Regions from separate parts of the Homo sapiens genome. Here region 1 is linked to region 2. The links are chromatin contacts, found by Hi-C or POLR2A ChIA-PET in ENCODE. All regions are on one chromosome and are shown on one strand. The core of a region is the stretch at or near the end of the contact, and the rest is flanking DNA. Distances in the headings are between cores, read along the strand shown. Region 1 overlaps CDK6 (cyclin dependent kinase 6). Region 2 overlaps CDK6-AS1 (CDK6 antisense RNA 1).

Region 1 (4,461 bases), core at 1,376-3,875, 110 kb before region 2:
TCTTGACATGTTCAAGAAATATTTTATTATCAGAAGGGTGATTTTGCTTATTTCCAAAGAGGGAAGCAATTTGCTACACTTTAATTTAAACCTACCCTTAAATCCAAGGAATGTTTGGCTCATGAAAGGGAAAACAAGGTCCAGAATCTATTAACTTGTGATCCACAGCCTTCAAAGCAATTTACATTCAGTATACATTTGAGTTCATTTAGCTGTCAGAGTAAAGTCTAAATCCTCTGGGTATCTTGCTAGTAAAAAAGTATACTCAGACCAAAACTAGGTCACAAAATGTGTTACAATGACAATGTGTTTCACTCTTCCAACATTTTGAGAAATTTCCAAGGAATCACAAAAAAGAAAACTTCCTGAAAGAAGTAACTTCATACCTTAAATCACATCCTAGATAAGCCCTGTCCCAGTATGGATTAAGGGCATCATTAAAACAATAGAAGAGAACTAACTGTGCCACAGCACACATTCAGTCGTGCTATTTCTTCCAAGTCTAAATCTTCCAAGTCTAAATCAATAAGCCTATCTGTGTTTAAATGTCCTTCAAAGATTTTAATATCCAGATAGTTTAATTTAACCAGTTTTTCTTGTGTCAGAATTTTATAGATTTTTACATTATGCATTTTGAATTAGTTTATACAAAGGTTTGATCTAAGCATTAGCCTATTAAGTACATCTCTGTTAATGTCATTTACTAGTGTTTCTTAGCTGTTACTAGGAGGTCATTCTACTAAAGCCACCTTCTTGTCCTACATTTAAGTGTTATTTGAGCATAAGGTCACTCTCTGAAGAATATCCACTGAAACTAAGATGGAAAGTTGTAAACACAGAGCAATGCTACCTAAATGGAGGACAAAGGTAACACCACCAGCAGCTGAAATTAACTTGGAGAAAAAAAAAAAAAAACTCATCCAAAAAAAAAATTTCACTTAGCATGCATGTATCAGTTTTTTTTTCTGTAATGAGCAACAGATTTTTTGAAAAATATAACCCTAGGAATAAATATATATTTATACAATTTTTTAAAAGTTATAGACATATGGATATTTAATCACTACCTTCTTGGTTTGCATTTCTTTGTTTCAAGTAAAAGAAAAAGCAAAATTGACAAATTAGCAGATAACAAGTAGCTCTATGAGATCATAGTTTTTACTGACTTGTTTCAAGATACAAAAATGATAACAAACCAGATAGTTTAGACAGACTCTTAGTCTTTTAAATCATTCTCATAGAATAATTTGAGAGAAAATAATATTTTATAAGTTGCTACGTGCATAAATATTGTTTATTTATCCTAAACATTGTTTCTTCAGTCTTGGATATTCCACATCTCTTTTCTACATTGTAAAGATATACAGTCTATTTCCCTTTTACAATTGAAAGGGAAAACTGAGTTGGTAAGAGTAGGATATTTTCCCCTTAACTGTAAACACATTATTTTTTATTCAAAAGAAAATGATCTCTGTATCAAAATTCAAAAAAAACCCTCAAAGTCTATAATTTATATTTTAGTAACTGTTTAATCATAGAGGTAAATAAACAGGGCACTTTAAAATATTCCACTTATACCAGTTAAACTTTTTTTTAAATACCACTATCAAGTCATGTGCCAAAAATTTATCTCCAGGAGGTTAGCTTTTAGTCAGAGAAGTTATATCAATGAACAGACAGAAAAGTATCCATAAGCAGGACATGAGACAGGTAACATGGTATCCCCTGAACTGAACTGATGGACAAACTCTAAGATGGAAATAGGGAAAACCAAAATGTGGGGATGAGGATGATCTACCAATAGAAAAGGCCCAAGAGACTATGACCACCCCACATCGAACAGACTAGGCTGTGATGACAACTAAACGGTACTTTTACAAAAAGTATGTATGTTATCTATAGAAAAGCAAACTCTGGAAAGACACAACTGGCAGCATGGCTCAACCCTGTCATAGGTGAGAGTTTGTGAATGAAACTTCCTCTCCTACAGCCAAAATGGATGCAACTGGCACCAGAGCTTGAGGCTATCAGACATTAATCTCATCAGCTAACTCCCCTCTCCAGGTTCCATGTCCACAATGCAAGTATCCTACTATAACCTGGCTTTCCCACAGACAAGCATGCAAGGGAGACAATGATTTGGCTGGCAGATGCAAGCATACTTGACATGTACAGTTTTTACTGGAAAAGAATGCATTAACATTTTTGTTCAAACCTCAGTTTTCTTGTGAGGTCGGGATGAGTCTGTCAACCTTGGACTCCCAAACCCTCTATATATACTAATGAAATTGGGCTTCTAGGCATTTAGTGCCAGGTGGATACTGGAACATGGCAACCACATCACAGAATTGGCTCCCTATGTTTGGGCAGCCAGCCATTGTTCTGACTGCCTCTTAAAAAGGCCCTGGCCCTCAGACATACCTTTTCTTCACACTGTAGCATAATGTTTCTGCATTTTGACTTTAACTCCTACAACTTTTAACCTATAAGAATAAAGATCAGGACTACCCTGGTTTGTTAGAAGAACTTCTAAAGAAATCAACTCTTTGGGCAGCACAGATGAGCACTTTTGAAAAGGCTAATTGTTAGTTTGGTTTATACTGAATTGTTTTGGTTATGAATTGCCTCATGGGATGGGAAATCCCCTGCAGGGCCTTGTCAAACACCTCCTCACTCTCCACGGAAAATCAGCCAGACAACAACGGGATCTTGGACACCTTCGATGTGTTAACACTGGAGGTGCTCCAGTGAGCAAAACTGTCCCCTCTGGAAGTTACTGGAATCACTATCCTGGGAGCCACTATAACAGATGACTCTACTTTTCTCAAGTGTGCTAGGGTGGAAATTAAATTGAAAATGACTCGTCCTGAATGATGACTTGACTTTTCAAGTGAATTTTGTCAACACTGTTAGAGAATTTTGTTCCTGGCTTTAGCCATACAAAGCCCAAATTTGTCCAATTCATCTGATGTAAGACTAAACAAAGGCATTAATGAATAAAAAGCAGAAAAAAAACAGTGCCAAAATCTTTGTATATTTTAGTGCATAATACATTTATCTTCTTCTAGGCAAATGGCATGCAACTTGTTTCTAATTCAAAGAAAGATAATGGAAAAAAACTGTTTACAGTAGAATAATGTTTAATAATTCATAGCTTGATGATCTAATGAAATTACTTTAAAATGCCAAATGTCAAAATGCTTTATCAAATCTCTTCTTTTGCATTTCAACTCTAAGTTAACATTTTGATGAAAAAGGAATTCAACAAATATTAACTGTGTTTTAGGAAGGATTTGCCCAACTTTTGCTAAGCCCAGTTAGCACACTAATTTTTATAGATCTGCTATATAAGAGAGTTCTTACTTTTTATAAAATGTCACCCTAACAATTTTTTAATGTCTACATATCAGTGAATAAATCCACTCTTATTGATGAATGAGGGAGAGTCTCTCTGTTGCTAAGGGAACCCAAGTGTGCTGACCACTTTAAAGTCTTCCACAGGCTTGGGTCCCTCTTAGGACAGCCAATCCCTCTGCTTCCTCCTCTTCAACATCTAGCTCTTCCTTCTCCTGCCCTCTCTTCCTAACTCCAGACACTTCCTCAGCCTTTACTTAGGGCTCCCAATTCCTCCCTGCTTCACACAAATGTCCTTTTCTTGTAATAGAAGATCAAAGCTATTGTCTTCTTCTATATGGATCTTCTGTCCCTCATGATTCACAGGAAAGTGTCCTCCTCTTCAAGACGAACCCTATTCCTCCTGAACTGTGCCTCTCCACAATATGCTAAATCTGCAATTCATCAGCTTTTATTCCCTTTCATTCAATTCCCCTTTAAGTGTTCCCCTCCTGGCTCCTTCTAATACACTTCCCTATTTCCTCATAACAACAAAAATGTTTAACTGTGCCTATCTCTATCAGATTGTCATTCTGCCAGCCACATTCCATGTCCCCCAATTTACTGAATGACAGTCTACACTTTGTGCTACAGTTTCTACACTTTGTGCTACACTTTCTCACTCCTTAGTTATCTATTACCAGGTTTCCCCTCTTTCTCTTCCAGCGAGATCTGTCTCTCAAATGGATAGCAGTAATTCCCCACTACTGGATGCAGTCTTTAGGCTCTTCCACCTCTTGGACGCACCTCAGATACCAGAATGAGATGCCTACTCCTCCCCGAAACTCTCCCCTCCCATGGCTTCCCTGAGAGTTTTCTTTTACTTCTCCCTCTACTTCTCTTGTGTCTGCTTTTCTCTCTGCCCCCTTTTTTCTCCTTCAATCCTAAATGCAGAGTCTCAAGTTTCCATAGTCTTTTTTTTTTTCACTTAAAATACAGGATTTCTTGCTCATTCATCTATTTAATATACAGGGTCCTATTTGCCAGTGACCCTGAAGATCTACTACAGACAGCAACTGTGTCAGAGGCAATTTTGAACCGCCTGTGCTGTGAAGGTTGGCATGGGTG
Region 2 (5,035 bases), core at 1,254-3,753:
GATATAGATGCAGATAGATAGATACATGTATAGAAAGATAGAGATGTGTGTGTACACATACAGATAGACACACACACACACACACACATATGGATTGGCTTGTGTGATTGTTGGGGCTTACTAAGAAAGTCTGAAATCAGTAGAGAAGGTCTTTAGAAAGGGAATATCATAGTGTGAAACTTCATATTCCTTTGGGAGAAGCCTCGGTCCCACTTTTAAGGCTTTTCAACTGATTTAATCGGGTTTACTCAGATTATTTAAGATAATCTCCCTTATTTAAGGTCACTTGAGTAAGGGCTTTAATTATATCTGCAAACTACCTTCACAAGAAAACTAAGACTAGATGTTTAATTGAATAATTAGATATTGTAGCCTAGCCAAGGTAACACCTCAAAAAAGTCATCATATATACAAATTAAAAATTTACATACAGCAAAAGACACTGTGAACAGAGATAAGCAATATGCAAGTAAAATATCTATACAATATAGGTAATAGACAAAGGATTAATATTCAGAAGTTACTGAGTTCCCCCAAATCAGCAAGAAAGACAAGAATTAGTTGATAGAAAAATGGGCAAAGGATATGCATAGGCAATTTACACACAAATTTTCATAGTCTGATGAAAAAATACAAGAGAATGCTCAAATTCACTACTAATTAGGGAACTGAAATGTAAAGCAATAGCTAATTTTTCCTTATTATTTTAGCAAACATTTAAAATTATGGATAGCATCAAAAGCAGGCAAAAATGCAGATTAATGGGAACTCCTGCTAGGAATCTGTCCTTTCTTACTTTCTTTTTTAATCACTAAGCTCATATGTTTGATTGTTATGGTTGAGTCTCCCAACTAAATTCCGTGATTCTTTCCTCCCTATCTGAGTTCAGCTTGCATAGTACTACTAGATACATCTTAATCCTCTCTCTCTTTTTCCCTTACATACACACAGACAATGCCTTAACATTATTTGTAATAGCCTCAGCCTGGAAACCACTAACTGTCTAACAACTATAGCATGGATAAATAACTTGTGATATATTCATGCAACAGATTATTTATAATAAAGAAATTGACTATGAACTACAAGAATCAGCATGGATGACTCCTCAAAAATACTGTTGGGTAAAGAAGCAAAACAACAAAGAAAACATCAAGCATGATTGTATCTGAACAAAGTTCAAAAACGGCAAAACTAAACTATCTTATTTAGCAATGCATACCTAGGTGGTAAAAACAAAGTAAAACAAAGAAATGGTTATTCCAAATATTTGGGTAGCAATTACCTTATGGTTTGGGAATGGTGGATGCGGAGGGAGAAAGTTGTGATTTGGAAGTTAAACTCAGGAGATTTCGAAGTTAAACTCAGGAGATTTCAAAGTTAAACTCAGGAGATTTCTGGGGTGCTTTCGATCTTAGACTTCTTGACCTTGATGGCAATGACATGTTAAACAGAACATACATGTTTTACGTTTTCACTCTATTTGGTTATAGTTGATAATTTTTTAAATTTAAAAATACCACAAGGGAACTTCCTGAGGTGCTGGTAGCTATTTCTTGACATGAATGGTGATTGCATAACGTGTGATTTAAAAAATTAAATTTACTTAAAATTTCCACACTTTTCTCTTTGTTCTATTTGGCTAAAAAATTGTAAAAATAAAGTAGATAAAAAACCTTTATGAATTACTCCCTCCCTACAGAATAAAGATCAGATCCCTAACCTTTCAAAGTCCTCCATATATTGACTACCACAACCTTTCTAATCCTAACTCCCACTACTGCCTTCATAGAAACCAATAATAATAATGATAGCCCAAAACAAAAGTAAAAAACCCCAAAAAACCCCAACCTTCAAAACTGCAAACAAAATTAAAAAGTCCACAAATACACTAATTTTACTAAATTTCCTTTAACAAAAAACTTGACCTTGCCTCTTTTTATTCTTTATTTGAAGGATTTTGAATTGCCTACCACATGTTTTCCTAAGATGAATCAGAGCAGGATGACATGCTTGTTTAGTCTTTGATGATAATGAATATGTATTTACACGATTGTCAGAAAGAACACATTTCTCCCAAGTTGTTACCTAACTGGTATTGTGTGTTTAAGAATTTTCTTTCTGATTTAAACCAGCTAAAGCCAGTTTTTTAAAGGACATATATATATATATATATATATATATATATATATATATATATATATATATATATATATATATATATGATGTTAGATATTGGTTTGTGCCCAAGAAAACACAGGGAAAACTAAATAACCCAAATCAAGCCCTGAGTATTCATGTGCAGACTATCAGCTTCACACTTAGTCATAGTCAACTTCACACCTAAATGCCATTGAAAAGAAGCAGGGCCAAATGTTCCTGGAAAATGGGACTCTTAGGTTCACAGACGTTTGCTGAAAATACCTGAGCCCCATGCTTTGGGGAGATTTCACTAAGAAGATTGATATGCAGCTTCCAGGGGAAAGAATGAAGGAGGGGCAGGATGTGGTCTTGGTGAATCAGAAGCGGCCCTCCTTCCCCACCCCTCTTCTGAGTCAGCATGCAGCCACATGGCCCCACATGGTGCAGTTCTGGTTCTCGGATGAGCTGTCATATGGGGTCCTCCCTGTCTGCCTTTATTAAAGCACTTGGTGATTTCCAGCAGCCCTATTTGTCATATAAATAGTTTTGTTCTGTCTATAAATTAGTCAAGCAATTCATTTTTGAATCTTTCTGATAGTGACACAGTGACATGAAGTGTTGTTGGGTTTGCTTGTTGTTGGATTTGCTTGCCTCATTTGGTCCTTTAAATGGTAAAGTAACATCACCCGTTTGTAGACAGCCTCGCAAAAATTTGAGCCTTTGGTTTTGGAACCAAGTCAGCTGGGTTCAAATTCCCACTTGCCACCTTCCAAACCTGGGATTTTTTAAGTGCATATATTCCTTTTTGCCTTAGGGCATGAAACATGTGCTCAGCACTTGGTTGCTGCAGTGGGAACTGAGAGTCATTCTTGCTGGTCGTGCTGGTGGCAGAAGTTATGGCAAGCTCCCACAGAGCAGTGGCAGACTTGCCAGTGCCCGTGTCTGGGCTCCAGGTCTGGCAGTGTGGCAGAGTGGGCCACACTCACCAGTGCTGGGCAATAAGACAGTGTTTTCACATTGGACCAGCTCCATTACTTGATCTGGGGTATTGTTCATGGCTACAGAGTCCTCACATTGGCAGTCCTGGCAACTCTGGGAGTTCTGCAATGCCCTTTTAAGCACATTCCCTTTTGCTTAAACGAAAGTTGGTCTCTTTTAATTGTAATGAAAGATATTGACTGATATAGTGACCTTGTGAAAATTTACTTTCTCATCTATAGAGTAGCTTAATAATAGCCATCTCTAAGGGTTATTGGGAGATTTCAATATATTAATGCATGATTTGCATTAATCCACACTAACTATTTAGTCCACACTATTATCCACCCTAACTATATTCATCCACAATAACTATTTAGTCAGTGTGGTGTCTGGCACTAAAATATTAGTTATTAATTATTAATAATGTGCTGGGCACAGGAAGAGCATTGGACTGTCTGTAATGAGAGTGCGTCTTTTTATCAGGAGGGCCTCACTGTTTTAGGGTTAGGAATGATAGGATTAAAAGTAATTTGGGAATTTTTATGACTCATGACTTTATGGTTGGTTGATTTAGGCAACGATATAGCTTTTGTTTCACTTATTAAATTTAAATTTAATTTATGGACTTGTAAGGGCATAAATTTAATTTTACAGCTTGATTTTGACACAAAGCAAGATACTGAACATTAACACCACCACAGAGGCCTACTATGTGCTCCTGTCCCTGTTGTTACTTCCTCCAAAGGTAACCACGGCACAGATTCCTATTACTATAAATTAATGTTGCCTGTTTTTGAATTTTATTTGAATGAGATTACATAGTATATACTCTTTTGTTGCTAAATGTTATACCTTTGAGGTTCATTAATGTTTTTATAGATAGATATAGTTTTCTTCATTGCTAAATTGTATTCCATTATACATATATACTACAATTTATCTATTCTATTGTTAATGGGTAATATAGTTTGGCTCTGTGTCCCTACCAAAATCTCATGTCAAATTGTATCCCCAGTGTTGGAGGAGGGGCCTTGTGGAAGGTGATTGAATCACGGGGACGGACTTTCCTGTTGCTGCTCTTGTGATGGATTTCTCACAAGATCTGGTTGTTTGAAAGTGTGTAGCACCTGCCACTTCACTCCCTCTCTCTCCTCCTGGCCATGTGAAGACTGTGCCTGCTTCCTCTTTGTCTTCCACCATGATTGTAAGTTTCCTGAGGTCTCCCCAGGAGCAGAAGCCTATACATCCTGCAGAACTGCAAGCTAATTAAATCTGTTTTCTTTATAAATTACCCAGTCCCAGGTATGTCTTTGTAGCAGTGTGAGAATGGACTAATACAATGGGCATTTGGGTTGCTTCTAGTTTGGTGCTATGGAGAATAATGTGCTAGGAATATTCTCATTCTCATAACTATCATTTTGTGCACATATGTATGCATTTCATTTAATTTTATACCTGCAGATTGAATTTCTGAATCATACGGTGCACATATGCTCAGCTTTACTGGTAACAAAATTTCCAAAGTAGTTTTTACCAATTTACACCCTCAAAGCATCCTATGAGTTTCTGTTGCTCTATATCCTCATCAATACTTGGTATTGTCAATCTTTTTAATTTTAGCCATTCTACGGTGTGTGTAGAGATAGCCTATGTTGTTTTCAATTTGCATTTTCTGGATAACTAGTAATGTTGAGTACCTATTCATGTTCATCGGTCATTTGGATATCTCTTGTAAAAAGCTGTTCAAGTTTTTTTCCCATTTAGAAAAAAATTGAGCCTGTGTTTTTTATAAATTTATAAGAGATACTTACATAGTCTAGATATGAATTGTTTGTGTGATTTAAATATGTCAGATATCTTCTTCCACTTTGCATCTTGCCTTTTCACTCTCTTAATGGTGTCTTTTGATGAG

What was found. Hi-C counts contacts between places; a loop is a spot of excess contacts on that map. ChIA-PET counts read pairs that join two places held with the same protein, here RNA polymerase II (POLR2A). Pooled maps may share reads with other maps.
Region 1: a pooled map shows a loop between it and region 2 (9-fold over the local background). The contact joins two enhancer-like sites. A Hi-C loop is called at or near these places in 1 of 37 single-sample maps with no recorded cell type and 10 of 50 pooled maps. POLR2A ChIA-PET finds 5 or more read pairs at or near these places in 1 of 52 experiments (activated CD4-positive, alpha-beta memory T cell).

The regions. Positions count from the first base shown.
Region 1 is chr7:92,795,191-92,799,651 of GRCh38, forward strand. The region is part of intron 2 of CDK6 (cyclin dependent kinase 6); the gene reads right to left. Among named protein-coding and RNA genes, the nearest start is that of CDK6-AS1, 39 kb to the right of the region's middle. RefSeq lists an enhancer at 2,696-2,765. Within about 2 kb of position 2,626, at least 5 of the 41 ENCODE cell types and tissues checked have a DNase peak (open chromatin) inside an H3K27ac peak, as active enhancers do.
Region 2 is chr7:92,901,953-92,906,987 of GRCh38, forward strand. The region is part of intron 1 of CDK6-AS1 (CDK6 antisense RNA 1); the gene reads left to right. Among named protein-coding and RNA genes, the nearest start is that of CDK6, 68 kb to the left of the region's middle. Within about 2 kb of position 2,504, at least 4 of the 41 ENCODE cell types and tissues checked have a DNase peak (open chromatin) inside an H3K27ac peak, as active enhancers do.